Linked DNA regions of Homo sapiens: regions 2, 3 and 4 are each linked to region 1. Evidence: chromatin contacts called from ENCODE Hi-C or POLR2A ChIA-PET data. All regions are on one chromosome and are shown on one strand. The core of a region is the stretch at or near the end of the contact, and the rest is flanking DNA. Distances in the headings are between cores, read along the strand shown. Region 1 holds the start of AGPAT2 (1-acylglycerol-3-phosphate O-acyltransferase 2). Region 2 holds the start of TRAF2 (TNF receptor associated factor 2). Region 3 holds the start of EDF1 (endothelial differentiation related factor 1). Region 4 overlaps NOTCH1 (notch receptor 1).

Region 1 (3,570 bases), core at 651-3,150:
TCTCCTAAGTCAGGTGCCCCATCATTTCTGCCAAAAGAACAGGACCCCGTCCCCTGTCCACACCCCAGGACACGCCCAGCACAGGATGCCCTGCAGGCATCAGAACCACACAAGCCATTTCCTCGGGGTGGGGGGCACCCCAAGGAACCCACAGACTGGCCCCTCCTCAGCTGGGAAAGCCGCACCCTCGCCCCTACTCTGAAGCACCCCAGGGGCTGAGGGGGGCCCCTCACAGAGACCCCTGCCTACAGGGGATCCCAGGGCCAGAACCACAGGTGAGGCCTTCACAGATTCCAGCACAGGTGCCCAGAGCCCAGCCCCCAGGAACTCCCTGTTTCTGCAAACTGCCTTCCTCGCTGAAGGGTGCTCCACTGGGGACGTCAGCGCCAGTCACCACCTGGGCCAGCCCTGGAGTGTGCGCTCCCCGGGACCCCGGCCTGGGCCACCTGGCCCACATCACCACTGGTCACACACGTCTGGCTGAGCAGCCAGCAGGCCCTTCTCGGACTCTCCATGCTCACCATCAGGCCCAGGGTCCTCCTTCATATTCCTGGAGCTTCTGGGGCTCCGTTGGAAGCCATGACTGTAGGCCCGTTCCAGCAGCCTCAGTGCCCTCCCAGGGCTGGCAAGGACAGCGAGTGCAGGGAGCTAGCAAACCCTCACCCACTGCCCCTGGAACCACGGGGAAGGGGGCCTCTGGGGCCACAATGCCCCCACCCCAGGCCATTGCAAAAGCCACTGGCTGGGCAGTCCAAACAGGGCAGGGAGAAATGTAGCAACAGCCTGGGGACGGCTAACAGGGAGAGGGGGCAGGCAAGAGCCTTCTCCAGCAGCCACCCCGCCCAGGAGCAGGCAGCCCCCGCCGTCTTTGGCAGCCCAGTCTGACCTCTGGCCCCCAACCCCAGCCTGGCAAAACCAAGCTCCCACCTTCTGGAAGGCGTCCAGGGGAAAATTTCAGCCCCGCCGAACCCTAGTCCTAACTCTTCCTTCCCTTCGCTTGGAAGCTGGGCCCCCGGAGCTGTAGGCCAGGGGCGCGCTCCCCAGCACGGAAGCAGGTCCCCTCCGGGTCCCCCACCTCCCTGCGAAGAGGAAAGGGAGAGAAAGGGGAACCCGCCCCACAGGTGCGCCCATCACCGGGCGGACAGTCAGGAGGGGGTCGGAGGGAGGCCGAGGGGTGCCCCCACGCCGTCGTGCGCCCTGATCAATAGCCCTGGGGCAAGTCCCCGCCGCCCCGGCCTCGGTTTCCCCGCTCAGGAAGCAGGGCTGAGCCTCTCCCAGCGCGGACCGGCCCCCTTTCTCTCCGAAAGCTGCTCCACCCCCGGAACCCCACGCCGGGCTGCAGGGACGCGGCGGAGGCCGAAACCGGTGTAGACGCCCGGGGCCAGGGCGGGGGGTGGGGTGCTGGGCACTGTGACGCCGGCTCCTTGACCCCGTGACTCCGGGACCCCCTGACTCCGGGACCCCCTCCTGTGCCTGCCGCCGGCCCAGGCGCGCTCTCCCCGGAGCCCCGGAGCGGGGCGGGACGGGCGGGGCAGGAAGGAGGGAAGCCCAGAAGAAAGTTAGGGAAGCGGAAGCGGCGCGGCGGTTCCCCGGCCCCTCCCGGCGGCCCCCGGCCTTGCCTCATGTTCTCCACCGTCCGGCCGCCGTGGCGCAGCAGGCAGACGAGCGAGGCCACGGCGGACACCGTGAAGCACAGCGCGCAGTACAGGGCGACCTTGGCGTAGAACTCGGCCGCGCGGCTCAGCTGCACCAGCAGCAGCAGCAACAGCAGCGCCGCGGCCAGACACGGCCACAGCTCCATGGCCCGGCCCGGCGCCCGACGGCGCCGCCAGCTCGCTCCCGCTCCCGCTCCCGCTTCTCCCCCGCGCGCTCAGGCCCCTTATTGCGAGGGCGGCGGGGCTGGGCGGGGCGGGGCGCGGCGTGGGGGAGGAGCGCGCGGCAGGGAAGGGCTAGGTGCGGCGCCCCGCCCCGACACTGTCCCCAACAACGCCCCGACACGGTCCCCTCACCAGGCCCCGCCCCGCCACTGTCCCCAACCCCGCCCCGACACGGCCCCCCCTTCCCGCCCTGGGTCACCCGGCCCGGACCTCCCCTCCACGCTCCCTCCCCACAGCCTTCTGCCAGGTTACCGAGGCTCTGGCGCTCTGCTCCCACCCTCCCGGTCCCAGGGGACCCCCCCATCATGGCTTGCCGGTGGCTCGGGCTCTGGCGCTGCCCCCCATGGTCTGGGCCTCCTGCCCCGCCCGGTGCCCCCTCCCCCCGCTGCCGGGGCAGCCACAGGCTCCCGCGCGCAGAACCACAGCTCCCCAAGGGCGTAAAACCAGCGGGGATGCGCCCGTGCCAGGCCGGTGGCCACGCAAAGGGCCGCCGGAACCGCCCCCGAGTGACCAGTGGCCACCTGGCAGAAAGCCTGGCTCTTAGGGTGTTCTCGGTCCCCTGCGGGGAGACTCGTGGGGGCGCGCAGGCCAACTGGGGCGTGTGTCTGGGCGGGGCTGGGTTGCCCCACCCTGGGTGCCAGAAGTAGCCTTGTCACCAGGGACGCTCCGGGGGCAGGCGAGGTGGGTGTCAGGTGGCGGCGTTCACATCCGCTTGGCAGCACGGCCAGCGTGGCAGGGCAAGGTGCAGCTGGGACAAGGGCAGCAGTCACCTGGCCCGGCCCCCACCCGGCGTCCCACCTCAGGGAGCAGATGGAGATTGAAAAGCAGTTTCCTGGGGTCCCTCCTCATAGGGACTCTTGGGTTTGCTGCAGTTGCGGGAGTGCTGGCCGCCCTGCGCTCTAACGGGTCAGCAGGGGAGCACGGCCCCTCTTTTTTCAGATGCAGAGTTGAGCTGTTAAAACATTTCCCTGAACATTGTAACCACCCCCCAAACTGTACTGAGAGAATGACAAATACAGAAACTGCTCTTCAAATGAATGGGGAACTGCGGTCCTGAAGGACGTGGGGTCTCGCTGCCTGGGCTCAGCAGCCCCTGCCCAGGCGGTCCCAGCTTTTCTTGAAAGTGGAGACACATCCTTTTGCCTTAGGCCTGTAGGCATCTTACAGCGAAACCCAGGAGAGCATTTTCCAGCCCAGTCTCCTTCCAGATCCATATGGGCTTCATCTGGAATCAGCTTGGAGGGCCTGGCTTGACCTCTTTCCACGCTTGGAGCCGGAACTGCACACCCCGCAGCCGGGAGGTCTGAGAGCTGCACTGCTGTGCCTCTGAGAGGCTGAGAGGTGGCTGCTGACGGCTGCGGGGTTTTCATCTTCCAGGGCAGATGAGGTGGGTGCACCCTGCAGACAGGAGTGCCGCTGCCGGGAGCTGGGGGATGCGGGGGTGTGGGCTGGGGTCCCAGGTGGACTTCCTGGAGGAGTGGGGCTTCACAGCACCTTCAGCTGGAGGCTCTGTGCACCCAGGTCCCGAGCAGGTTGTACCCTGGCTGTGGAATCCAGTCCTCACAACCATCAGGCCTGTCCAGGGGCTTTACATGCCAGCCCCCTTCTTGTCCTTTACCTCCCAGCCCACCGACCTTTCCAGGGTGGCCACCATCTTCCTGCACCCCTAGGTGACTGTGTGTGTGTTGGACAC
Region 2 (3,570 bases), core at 420-2,919, 200 kb after region 1:
CTGCCACGTGAACCCTTTCTCATCCCGAGCTGGCTGCTGCAGACTCAGGACAGCTTTGAGCCTCCCAGGTGCAGCCAGGAGGAGACGCCTTCTTACGTTTGAGAGCTCAGTTAGTTCCTGGGCTTGAGCAACCTCACTGAGCCTGCAGGTGCGGACTTGGGACGTTTCCATGGCTGCTTGCAGCAAACTCAGGGGTGATGACGTTGATGGAATCCGATGGCTTCCTGAGTTCCATCTCAAGGCCTTGCTGTCCCAGGAATGTGGGTTTGGGGCGGAGGGGAATTCCAACTGCAAACCAAGTAACATATATGAAATGTGGCATTGGCGCCTGGGGACAGCGTGGCCTGTGTAAATTATGCAACTTCAAAGCCTGCCCTGTTTTGCAGTGTATTCCATCCTTGAGGAGTCCCGTGGTCTCAGGGTCTGAATGCTTGGAGGAGACTTACCTCCGTGAACGTTTCCTTCTCTGCAAAGCGGGGTGAAAGGTCTCCATTTCACCAAAGGCTGGATGGAGAGGGGGTGGTGTGTCCAGTGCTAGCCCGTGCACCGCCAGAGAGAACCTGCTGCAGCTCCCGTTCTCCTGGGCAGATGACAGTGCCGCCTCCCCCATGCAGCCCACAGGACTCCTAGGGCAGCCCCTGTTTTGGCCGCCAAGGCCACTGTTTTCATTTGAGTGTCTGGAGGCCATAGGTTGTGTTTTCACTTGAGGTCGGGAGTTCAAGACCAGCCTGGCCAACATGGTGAAACCTCGTCTCTATCAAAAATACAAACATTAGCCGGGCGTGATGGCGGGCGCCTGTAGTCCCAGCTACTCGGGAGGCTGAGGCAGGAGAATCGCTTGAACCCGGGAGGCGGAGGTTGCAGTGAGTCGAGATCGCGCCACTGAACTCCAGCCTGGGCGACAGAGTGAGCCTCCGTCTCAAAAAAAAAAATAAATAAAGTGCACAACCCAGTAGATTAGCACACCGGCCATGTCGGGCGGCCGTCACCACTGTCCGGTTGCAGAGCATTACCTCACCCCAAAAGGAGACCCCATAGCCTTAATACCTTACTTAAGTGTGCAGTATTCTTTTAGTCCTGTTTCTCATAAATGTTACCCAAATTGAGGCGCCGCTCTGCGCCCGGCACCGGGGGAGGCGGAGGGACCCGCAGGTGTCGGGTAGGTGCGGCCGCCCCGCCAGGGCCCCGCGTCCCGCGCGCGACGCGCGCCTCGTGGGAACCGGTGTCGCCCGGCTTGGGCTCCCGGCTCACCTCTCGGGTGTGCGGCAGGGGTCTCCGCCCCGGGGCCACGGGAGGGGAAGCAAGGGCCTCGCTGTCTCGCCGCACCTGGGGAAGGGACCCAATTAGCGCGGACCCCACAGCGCAGCACCTCACCAGCTCCCCGCACCAACGCCCCGGCGCGCTCTTTGAGGAAAAAGCAGAGGGCGACTTAGGTACCCACGCCGTCTCAGCGCCGACCAATCGGCGCACGCTGCGGCTCCTGCGGGCTCGCTGGTTGGCTCCGGCGTCAGTCCGTCAGGCGCGCTCGGAGCGGGGCGTATCTGGCCAATGGCTCTCGCTACAGCTTCCTGAGGGCTGGCTGGTTGGCTCCCATGTCCGTCCGTCAGGCGCACGCGGCGGAGCGGCGGCGGCGGCGGCGGCGTTGGGGGCGGTAGCTGGGCGGGCCCTTAGTTCCGGGCGCGCTGCGACCGTTGGGTGAGGCGAGCGCGGGGTCGGGTGCGGGGTCGGGCGCGGGCGCGGGGTCGGGTGCGGGGTCGGGCGCGGGGTCGGGCGCAGGCGCGGGCACCTCTCAGGGAGACTCCGGGCCGGAGCGGGAGCGGGGGCGGGAGAGGCCGCGGGGCGGGGGCGGGGCCAGCCCGAGGGGATTTCTCTGAGCCGCTGGGCCGGAAACCAAGTCCGAGCGTGGCTGGCGCGGGAAAGTTCGGGAACGCGCGCGGCCGTGCTCGGAGCAGCGCCAGGGCACGGTCCGGGGTTTTGCGCGGGGTCGCGGCTCCCAGTACCGCCTGAGGCCCGTGGGCGGCCCACCCGGCCCTGCCCCGTCCCGGGTCCGTCGCTCCCCCGCACCCTGTCGCCCCTCCACGCTCAGCTGTGGGCCCCTCGTGTCCCCGAAGCCCCGCACCCTCAGCCGGCTGCGTGCTCGGGAGGGTCAGGGGCGCCTCCGACCCCTGAGTTTGCCAGCGCCCCCCAGCCAGGGGTCGGGGAAGACCAGTGAGGCTGGGGGCGGAGCCGACTCTGCTGCCTTCCTGCCCAGTGGCTGGGGAGACCCAGGCTGAGCCTGGGTGAAAAGTCCCTCTGGCTGCTGGGAGGGTCGGGGGCAGCAAGGAGCCAGTGCGGGGATGGGCTGCGGTGGACCGGGCCGGGATCGGGGCCGGGGCCTGGTCCTGGCAGTAGCAGGGGATGTTTGTGGAAGGTAGAGCCGAGAAAAAGAGGAGTTGCAATGTCTGCAAGAATCTGGCGTGAGCAGCTGAAGGCTGGTGCTTCCTAGGCCAAGATGAAGGAGTCACAGCGCCCATGGCCTCTCGGGAGGCGGCCAGATGGGCAGCCTGGGGTCAGGGGAACGGTCAGGGCCAGAGCTGGGTATTTTGGAGTTGTCATTTTGAGGCCCCGAGGGCTGAGGGTCAGTGCAGAAGAGCACCAAGCCTCCACTCGGTGTAGGGCCGACAGGGGGTGGGGTGTCTGGCAGCCGGTGAAGACGGGGCTCGGAGGAGGAGGGAGTCTGGTCTGGGTCAAGTCAAGGGAAACTAGGACTGAGAACGGACCCTGCTCTGTGGCCACATGATTTTGAAGGGACGGAATTACTGCCCTGTAACTCAGTCTCTCTCCCTGTTAATAGCCCTAGTTTTTAATAAGAGGAACTGAATGTATTAATGGGTGGACACTTGTAAGGTTCAAGATCTCCTCTTCTACCACGCTTGCTTCTGATACTTTTGTATAAACAGTTGTTAAGAGTTTAGGTTGTTATCAAGCTTCTATTTGGTATTATTTTGAGCCTGAAAAAGATGGGGTTACATATAAAATTGTAATTTTATTTATTTATTTTTTGAGATAGTTTTGGTCTTGTTGCCCAGGCTGGAGTGCAGTGGCTCGATCTCGGCTCACTGCAGCCTCCGCCTCCTGGGTTCAAGCGATTTTTCTGCCTCAGCCTCCCGAGCAGCTGGGATTACAGGCGTGCACCACCACGCCCGGCTAATTTTTTGTATTTTTAGTAGAGATAGGGTTTCATCATGTTGGCCAGGCTGGTTTCAAACTCTTGACCTTAGGTGATCCACCCGCCTCGGCCTCCCAAAGTGCTAGGATTACAGGCATGAGCCACCGCGCCCGGCCATGAAATTACAGTTTTAAAGTTAACTTCTAGTATTTGGAGGGCCTCATATTCATGGCTGCATGCAGATCAGTGTTCCTGAATATTACTCAGATGAGCTTTTATAGAAGTGGGTTAGAATCAGGTGCCATTGACGCCTGTAGTCCCAGCTACTCCGGAGGCTGAGGCAGGAGAATGGCGTGAACCCGGGAGGCGGAGCTTGCAGTGAGCCGAGATCGCGCCACTGCACTCCAGCCTGGGTGACAGAG
Region 3 (3,570 bases), core at 1-2,500, 180 kb after region 1:
ATTTGGTTTTGACTGTGCAACCAGTAAGGGTAGGGCAGACCAATGAATCCCTGTCACCAGAGCCCCAGCGCATCCTGGCCCAACTGGCCTCAAAGGCTTCAGCCCTAGGCCACCTGAGGGTACGAATGAGGCAGAGGCGGTGACTAAACTGTCCTCCCTATTACATCAGACTCACAACTGACCCTCGGATCCATCAGCCACATTGGTAATCTCCTTCCACAAGTACTGTTCAGGGCACGCCCATCTTCCACCTGTGCAACAGGGTCCACCTGCTCATGGGGTCCCCTGAAGCAGGCACTCTCTACAGCCTGTGATGCACCCAGGCAGGCTCCCTGGGCAGTATCTGACCAGCGGAGACCAGTAGAACCAAGCAGGTCCCAGGCAGAGAGAAAACTCTCAGGGAGGAGCCTACCCCCTGTCCCCAGCTCCCACTCAGGTCACTAACCTCTGCCCCGTCACCCAGTCTCCCGCCCCAGGCCCTCAACTGCTGTCCAATGGCCCCCAGCCCTATCCCAACCCCAATTCCCCACCTTCATCGCTGGTTCCTGCTGCTTGCCCCAGTCCCCACCCCTGTCCTAAGCCCTGTACCCCACTCTACCCTGTTCTTCCAAGCCCTGTCCCCATCTCCATCCCTGCCCCCGTTCCCAGTGCCCACCCTGGTTCTCTGTCCCCTATCCTCACACAAGGCCCCCAGCCTTGTCCCCGTCCCCGTCCCCACCTCCTGCCTCTGTCCTCACACCTGTCCCCACCAACAGTCCCTGCCCCTATCCCCTCCCCGCCCCACCCTGGCACTGGTCCCGGCCCTATCGCCTGCCCCTTGCCCCGTCCGGTTCCCTGCTCCTCTCCTCCTCCAGTCGCCCGCCCCCTGCCTCCTGGGTCCGTCCATCCCCTCCTGGGTCCGCCCCCCACCTTCCCACCCCTGTCCTGGCCCGGTCCTCCTACCCCTGCGATTCGCCCCGCCCTTCGAACCCCGTCCTGCCCCCGGCACCCCAGCCTTGTCCCCGTCCCCTGCGCCCTGTCCCAGGCCCCGCCTGCCCTTCCCCGAGCCCCCTGCCCCACGGTCCGTGGCCCCGGCCCAGCGTCCGCCCCGCCCGGCCCGGCCGCTCCTCAGTCAGCAAAGCACCTGCTTGGATTTGGCCTGGGCGGCCGTAGGGCCCTTCTTGCGCAGCACCGTCACCGTGTCCCAGTCGCTCTCGGCCATGGCGGGCGAAGACGAGCGTCCGTCCGGCGGCTCAGCGGCAGCTGCTAGAGACCTGGCGCGGCGACGCTACGTCCCCTCGGCACCTCCCCGCTTTCGGCGTCCCATTGGCTGGCTGCACGCGGGGGGCGGGCACTTCCCGTGCTCGGGGCCATTCGGCGTTCGGCTCGTCTGAGGGACGTCGTGGCCGGGCGCCGGCGACGTAGGGAAGGCGACGTCGGGGCCTGGCCTGGCCTGGCGAGGCGCGGTAGCCGCTGGGGCTGCAGGTCGGGAGGACCCCGGAGCCCGGGCCCCGCGGCCTCCGAGCACACGCGGGCGGCGGCTGCGCCCCGACGCGCAGCCCCCGTGCCTCCCCGGGCCCCGCACCCCGGCCGGGCCACGCGGGCGGAGGGGGCGCGGGGTCTCCGCTCTAGCCGTGCGGCCGCCCCCCTTTGTTTTGCCGCCTGCGCGGCTGGGACCTGCGCTCGAGGACCAGGGCCGTGGGGCCCGAAACGCAGCGTGGGGTGGGACACTTTTTTTTTTTTAACTTTTATTTTTTGAGATGGAGTCTTGCTCTATCGCCCAGGCTGGGTGCCGTGGCGCGATCTCGGCTCACTCCGTCTCCCGGGTTCATGCCATTCTCCTGCCTCAGCCTCCCGAGTACCTGGGACTACAGGCGCCAGCCACCACGCCCGGCTAATTTATTTATTTTATTTTATTTTATTTTTAGTAGAGACGGGCCAGGATGGTCTCGATCTCCTGATCTCGTGATCCGCAGGTGGGACTCTTTAAGAAAAAGAACGCAAGCCGGGCACGGTGGTTCACGCCTGTAGTCCCAGAACTTTGGGAGGCCGAGGCGGGCGTATCACCTGAGGTCGGGAGTTCGAGACCAGCCTGACCAACATGGAGAAACCCCGTCTCTACTAAAAATACAAAATTAGCCGGACGTGGTGGCGGGCACCTGTAATCTCAGCTACTCGGGGAGGCTGAGGCAGAAGAATCAGTTGAACCCGGGAGGCGGAGGTTGCGGTGAGCCGAGATCGCGCTATTGCACTCCAGCCTGGGCAACAAGAATGAAACTGCGTTTCAAAAAAAAAGAAAAAGAATGGAAAACTGTGAAAACATCGGTTGCAAAAATGAATGGTTTTGCATGATGTTTATTTTCTGTAATGTATAAAGTGTATATGTTATATGACAATAATTCTGTAATACCCTATTTTCCAGCCGTTTTGTATAATGAGAAAGGTCATTATACATTATCATTGAACAACTTTTTTAGGATTTTTATTTTTATAGACAGGGTCTCACTCTGTGGCCCACGCTGGAGCACAACATTGAGATCTCAGCTCACTGCAGCCTCGACGTCCTGCGCTCAAGCGATGGGACTATAGGCGCGGCCCCCACGCCTGGCTAATTTTTGTATTTTGTGGGGTAGAGATGGGGTCTCCGTGCCGCCCTGGCTCGTCGGTCTGGAACTCCTGAGCTCGCGTGATCCTCCCGCCTCGGCCTCCCAAAGCCTGGGATTACAGGCTTGAGCCACCGCAGGCCCTAATCATAGTATTGACTTCCGGGCTTTGAATAGATGCTCCACAAACAAGGAACCTGATAAATGCAGTCTCCATCCAAAAAGAAAACATACATAAATGCTGTATTAAATTGGAAATGCTGCATTAGCAAATGCACTCCGCGGAGGAGACAACTGTAATTCTAACCAGGCAGTGGGAAGTTGAGTCTTCTGCTTACCGTTTTTCACACCGGATGATTGGAAGAACCTTGGGGACACACTGATGGCTCCGTCCATACAAACCTTGCTTCTCTGTTTCCCGCCGACTTCCAGCACCAAGCTCCGTTCGGCTAAGGACTCAACAGCCTCAGCCGGCCAGCAAGGATGTGCTTCCACTGAATGAAAATAATCTCTTGTGGCCGGGCGCAGTGGCTCACTTCTGTAATCCCAGCACTTTGGAAGGCCGAGGCGGATGGATCACGAGGTTGAGAGATCGAGATCATCCTGGCCAACACGGTGAAACCCTGTCTCTATTAAAAATACAAAAATCAGCTGGGCATGGTGGTGCGTGCCTGTAGTCCCAGCTACTCAGGAGGCTGAGGCAGGAGAATTGCTTGAACCGGGAGGCGGAGGTTGCAGTGAGTCGACGACACCGCACCATTGCACTCCAGCCTAGGGACAGAGCAAGACTCTGCTGTCTCAGAAAAACAAAAAAAAGAAAGAAAGAAAAAGAAAATATCCCATAAACTCTGACTGGATGTATCTCCACTCAAGTCCCCCTTTGTTGTGTGCCAAAAATGCTTATCGTCACTCCAGTGCCACCAGCCCCCAGGAAGATTGTGATGAAGGTGGAGTTGGCCTGGAAAGAGGCAGCCTTGTTAACACTGCA
Region 4 (3,570 bases), core at 796-3,295, 160 kb before region 1:
AAGCCAAAAGTCCCAAACCAACTGGCTTAAAGAAAACACATGTCACCCCTTCCAAAGGGGCTCTGGGGAATTCACTCAGGCCTTGCTACGGCTCCTGCCAGCCCAGTGAGCGACGGGCACAGCCCCGGAATGAGGCTCCCCCTCCTCCATCCCATGTGGCCGGTCACTCCGGGGCTGCAGCGACAGACCTGCCTCTGCGGGCACCTGTTGGGAGGGCAGACGTGGTTCCCACTGCATGCAGATCCAGTTACAGGCTGGCCGGTCCCCGAGGTGGAGCGGCCGCTGGGAACCCGTGGAGTGCACAGGCTGGGCTGGGCTGGGCTGTGGCCACAGGAGGGGCGCCCTCCCTCCACATAAATGCCCCATTGTCAGGCGGGAGTTGGCCACAGCTCCCGCTTGGAGAAAAGGCCCTTTTTGCTTTCCCAGCCGCTGAAGTCGGCAGGGGGTGGGTACAGGACAGAGGGCGCTCGGTCATCAAAGCCGGGGCTGGAGGCTCCTCAGCCTGGCCCATGCAAGCTGGTCCCCTGCCTCCCGGCCCCTCGAGGCTCCAAGGAGCGGGAAAAGCTCACCTGCTGGGCAAGACGGGGAGGAGGGGCAGGGGAGGCCCATCCCACAGCTTTAGGGGACCCCAGAGGGGAGACGCTGGAGGTCCGAGCCCCTAGAGCAGTCTCCCACCAAGTGCCCTGAGGTCACAGGACATTGGCTGTCCCTGAATGGACCACGACACTCTGCCCGGACACCGGGCCCCACTCCCCACCCTGAGCGCGGACCCCAACGTGGAGGACTGTGGGAGAATCTGCCCAACCGGACGCATCCCAGTTAACGAGGCTGTATCACGCCGGGCCAGCAAGAGGAAAACACGCCCCATAAATCAGGCGTCGGTGCTCGGACAAAGGGCGGCTGGGAGCAGGTGTCAGACGTGGCGGCAGCTGCTCCCAGCGGGTGGGGCAGGAGCCCCAGCCGGAGGCCTGAGGAGGCTCCCGTGGGGGAATGCAGGCTGAGAGGGCCCATTGTCCGCCCCCACTCCCAGCCTGGGCATCGGACACCACAGGGAAGGCCCCTGCCACGGCCCCACAGCCACGGCTTGGAGGTTCCGTGAGACGCGCTAGCTGGGGGGAACCGGGCCGAGCCTGGAGAAAGTTTTGAGCCAGGTGTGGGGGTCTGTGTGTGGGGGGCAGCTTTGGGCCCAGTCTCCCGCTGCTGCTGTGGGCAGCCTCCAGCCTGTGCCCGCCCCAGTCTGTACCTCTCTCCCACATGGCCACAGAGCTGGAGCACCCTACAGACGGCGAACACCTGCCCTCCGCACAGCACCCAGACGTCCCTGAGAAGGTGGGAGGGACCTCAGGCCTGCAGCATGGCCATGGCCAGGACCACCAGCCTGTGAGCAAATCCTTCACAGCTTTGGCGCTGGCCACACCCCCGGTACCCGGGCCACTCTGTCTTCAATGCTGTCCCGGCGGCCAGGTGGGTGTGGGCCGCGAGGTGGGCGCCAGGGCTTGGCCGAGTGAGGTGGCACCCAACAGCTGCCGCGCCCACGGGGATCCTCAGGGCTTCCATGAGTGACCCGCACCCCACCTTCCACCGTCCCCGCATCTCCTCCTATCAGGGGCGGTGGGGAGACCCCTCTGGGGCTAAAAAGTGAGGCTTGAGATAGGGAACGCCAGTCTCCCCCGACTGGACGAGAGAGCTGCCCTGTCCACCAAGCCACCCAGCTCTCGGGCTCCCACGGAGGAGACCCAACCCACGCCAGGTGTGCCCCCGTGGACTCCCCTTCCGTGCGTCCCTCTTAGGGTCACCCGGCACCTGCCTGTCCCATCCCCCACGCTCAGTGGCCTGGCGGCGCTGGGGTAACCTGTCCTATCTGGGCCCCCCGCAGGTGAGCGGCGGGCGGGGACTCCAGGAGGGCTGCGGGGGGAGGGTGCCAAGTGGCCCCGGCGCCTGCTGTGCCGCTCCCGCCACCTCTACCGCCACCACTTTGTTCCCGCCTCAGTATTTCCACTGTGCCACTCCCACCCTCCCTGCCAGGGCCGCTCCATGGAAATGCGACTCCAGAAAGCAGCAGGAGGCAGATGCTGCCGAGACCTTTCACCCAGGACGAATTCTAAATTGTGCTGTTTTCCTTTCTAAGCTAAGCGGCCATCTGCCACCCCCAGGGGACAGAAGACAGTTCCCTCCGCCCCAAAATGAGAAGGAGGGGTGAGAGGGACTCAGTGCGGGTAGGACTCACTCACTTCCTGCCCTCAAGGAGTTTATGGTCATGCAGGGCCAGGGATGGGGGCACAGGCAGAGGCCGAGCAGAGGGGTGGGGGTGTGGGGTCAGCTGGACCCAACCCAGCTGGGGTGTCAGTGATGTGGCTGGCTCTGCACCCGCCACAGGAACCAGAGACCCTGGGTGGGAGAGGTGCTTCCCATGGCTCCACCAGGTGACAGCACCTCCCAAGGCAAGGATGGGCAGGGACAGTGGGGGGGGATGGGCAGGGACAGTGCGGGGGGGATGGGCAGGGACGGTGAGGGGGGGATGGGCAGGGACAGTGTTGGGGATGAGCAGGGACAGTGCGGGGAATGGGCAGGGACAGTGAGGGGGATGGGCAGGGACAGTGGAGGGACGGGCAGGGACAGTTGGTGGGACGGGCAGGGACAGTGCGGGGGCCTCTCCGGTGCACAGGAGCTGCACTTCCCAGAGGGGAAGGAACGGCCCTGCACACCCCGGCTCCCTGGGAAGGGAAGGGGAGGAGCTGCCCGGCTGAAATCAGCATCTTAACACATCCCACCTGCTCCCCAGCAGAGCCACAGGTCCAGCCCCACCTGCCCTCCTTGGGCCTCACTGCCAATCCCGGCCCACTGTCCTGCCACAGAAGCCCAAGGGTCCCCTGGCAGCAGTGTGGTCCCTCACAGGGCAATAAATGGGGGTCTTCTCCCCAGACACCCCCAACAGCTGCTGCTCCCAGGGAGCCCGTGGCCACGTCCTGCAGGAGCCAATCGCTAGGCGGCCAGCCTGAGGGTGCCCCTGCCCCTGGGACCCCTCCCTCACCAGCAGGACCTGCCCCCAGCCTCAAGGGGCTTTCTGCCCAGAGGGGAGTCTAGGGCTCCCACTCTGCCTGCTCCTGTGATGGCAGGGGCACCCCCACGCCCTCCCCAGACCCAGATCCTGCCGTGCTCTGCTAAGACCCAGCAAGGCTGACCACCTTCTACCTACGCCACTGACAGTGGGCCCCACCAGGTGACCTGGGCCACACAGACAGGCCCACCCATCGGCCTGCCCAAGCAAATGGGGCCATATGTGGACTGGCTGGGGGGACACTGTGACCCCCTACTGGAGACGGGGAGACAAGGCCAGACCTGGGTGGGGATGCTTCCCAAGGCAGGCTTCCATGAGGCCAACGAGCCCAGCTCTAGCCCGGACCAAGGCTTCTGGGGCAGGGGGAGTCCTGGGACCTCAGCCCCTCCCTTGGGTAGAGGCTAGACCAAGTTTCCCCAATCCCAGTGGGCACCACCCACCTTCCAGGAGGCACCGGCTGCTAAGAAATGAGCTGGGCAGGGGGCTCGGGGTCCCACCTCGGGTCCTCTCCC

What was found. A loop is a pair of places that touch in the nucleus more often than their neighbours do. ChIA-PET counts read pairs that join two places held with the same protein, here RNA polymerase II (POLR2A). Pooled maps may share reads with other maps.
Region 2: a loop to region 1 is called in a pooled map, with 5 times the contacts of the local background. The contact joins the promoter of TRAF2 here to the promoter of AGPAT2 in region 1. A Hi-C loop is called at or near these places in 2 of 50 pooled maps. POLR2A ChIA-PET finds 5 or more read pairs at or near these places in 2 of 52 experiments (H1 and activated CD4-positive, alpha-beta T cell).
Region 3: a pooled map shows a loop between it and region 1 (4-fold over the local background). The contact joins the promoter of EDF1 here to the promoter of AGPAT2 in region 1. A Hi-C loop is called at or near these places in 3 of 50 pooled maps. POLR2A ChIA-PET finds 5 or more read pairs at or near these places in 4 of 52 experiments (H1, K562, MCF 10A and 1 more).
Region 4: a loop to region 1 is called in a pooled map, with 2.3 times the contacts of the local background. The contact joins the enhancer-like site here to the promoter of AGPAT2 in region 1. A Hi-C loop is called at or near these places in 2 of 37 single-sample maps with no recorded cell type and 8 of 50 pooled maps. POLR2A ChIA-PET finds 5 or more read pairs at or near these places in 3 of 52 experiments (AG04450, activated naive CD4-positive, alpha-beta T cell and endothelial cell of umbilical vein).

The regions. Positions count from the first base shown.
Region 1 is chr9:136,685,557-136,689,126 of GRCh38, forward strand. AGPAT2 (1-acylglycerol-3-phosphate O-acyltransferase 2) reads right to left here and starts at 1,901. Exons shown (of 6, transcript NM_006412.4): 1 at 1,620-1,901. The coding sequence starts at 1,801. RefSeq lists an enhancer at 506-1,367 and silencers at 1,088-1,657, 1,878-2,077, 2,548-2,627.
Region 2 is chr9:136,884,847-136,888,416 of GRCh38, forward strand. TRAF2 (TNF receptor associated factor 2) reads left to right here and starts at 1,670. Exons shown (of 11, transcript NM_021138.4): 1 at 1,670-1,695. It overlaps MIR4479 (microRNA 4479), which reads left to right and starts at 1,887; the gene lies at 1,887-1,957. It overlaps LOC105376326 (a long non-coding RNA gene), which reads right to left and starts at 1,408. Exons shown (of 3, transcript XR_930448.2): 1 at 1,252-1,408; 2 at 447-504; 3 at 1-288. RefSeq lists silencers at 1,095-1,224, 1,445-2,254 and enhancers at 1,631-2,366, 2,367-3,102.
Region 3 is chr9:136,865,058-136,868,627 of GRCh38, forward strand. EDF1 (endothelial differentiation related factor 1) reads right to left here and starts at 1,251. Exons shown (of 5, transcript NM_003792.4): 1 at 1,124-1,251. The coding sequence starts at 1,201. RefSeq lists silencers at 953-1,142, 1,243-1,552.
Region 4 is chr9:136,525,931-136,529,500 of GRCh38, forward strand. The region is part of intron 2 of NOTCH1 (notch receptor 1); the gene reads right to left. Among named protein-coding and RNA genes, the nearest start is that of MIR4673, 8.1 kb to the left of the region's middle. RefSeq lists an enhancer at 381-1,252. Within about 2 kb of position 2,046, at least 15 of the 41 ENCODE cell types and tissues checked have a DNase peak (open chromatin) inside an H3K27ac peak, as active enhancers do.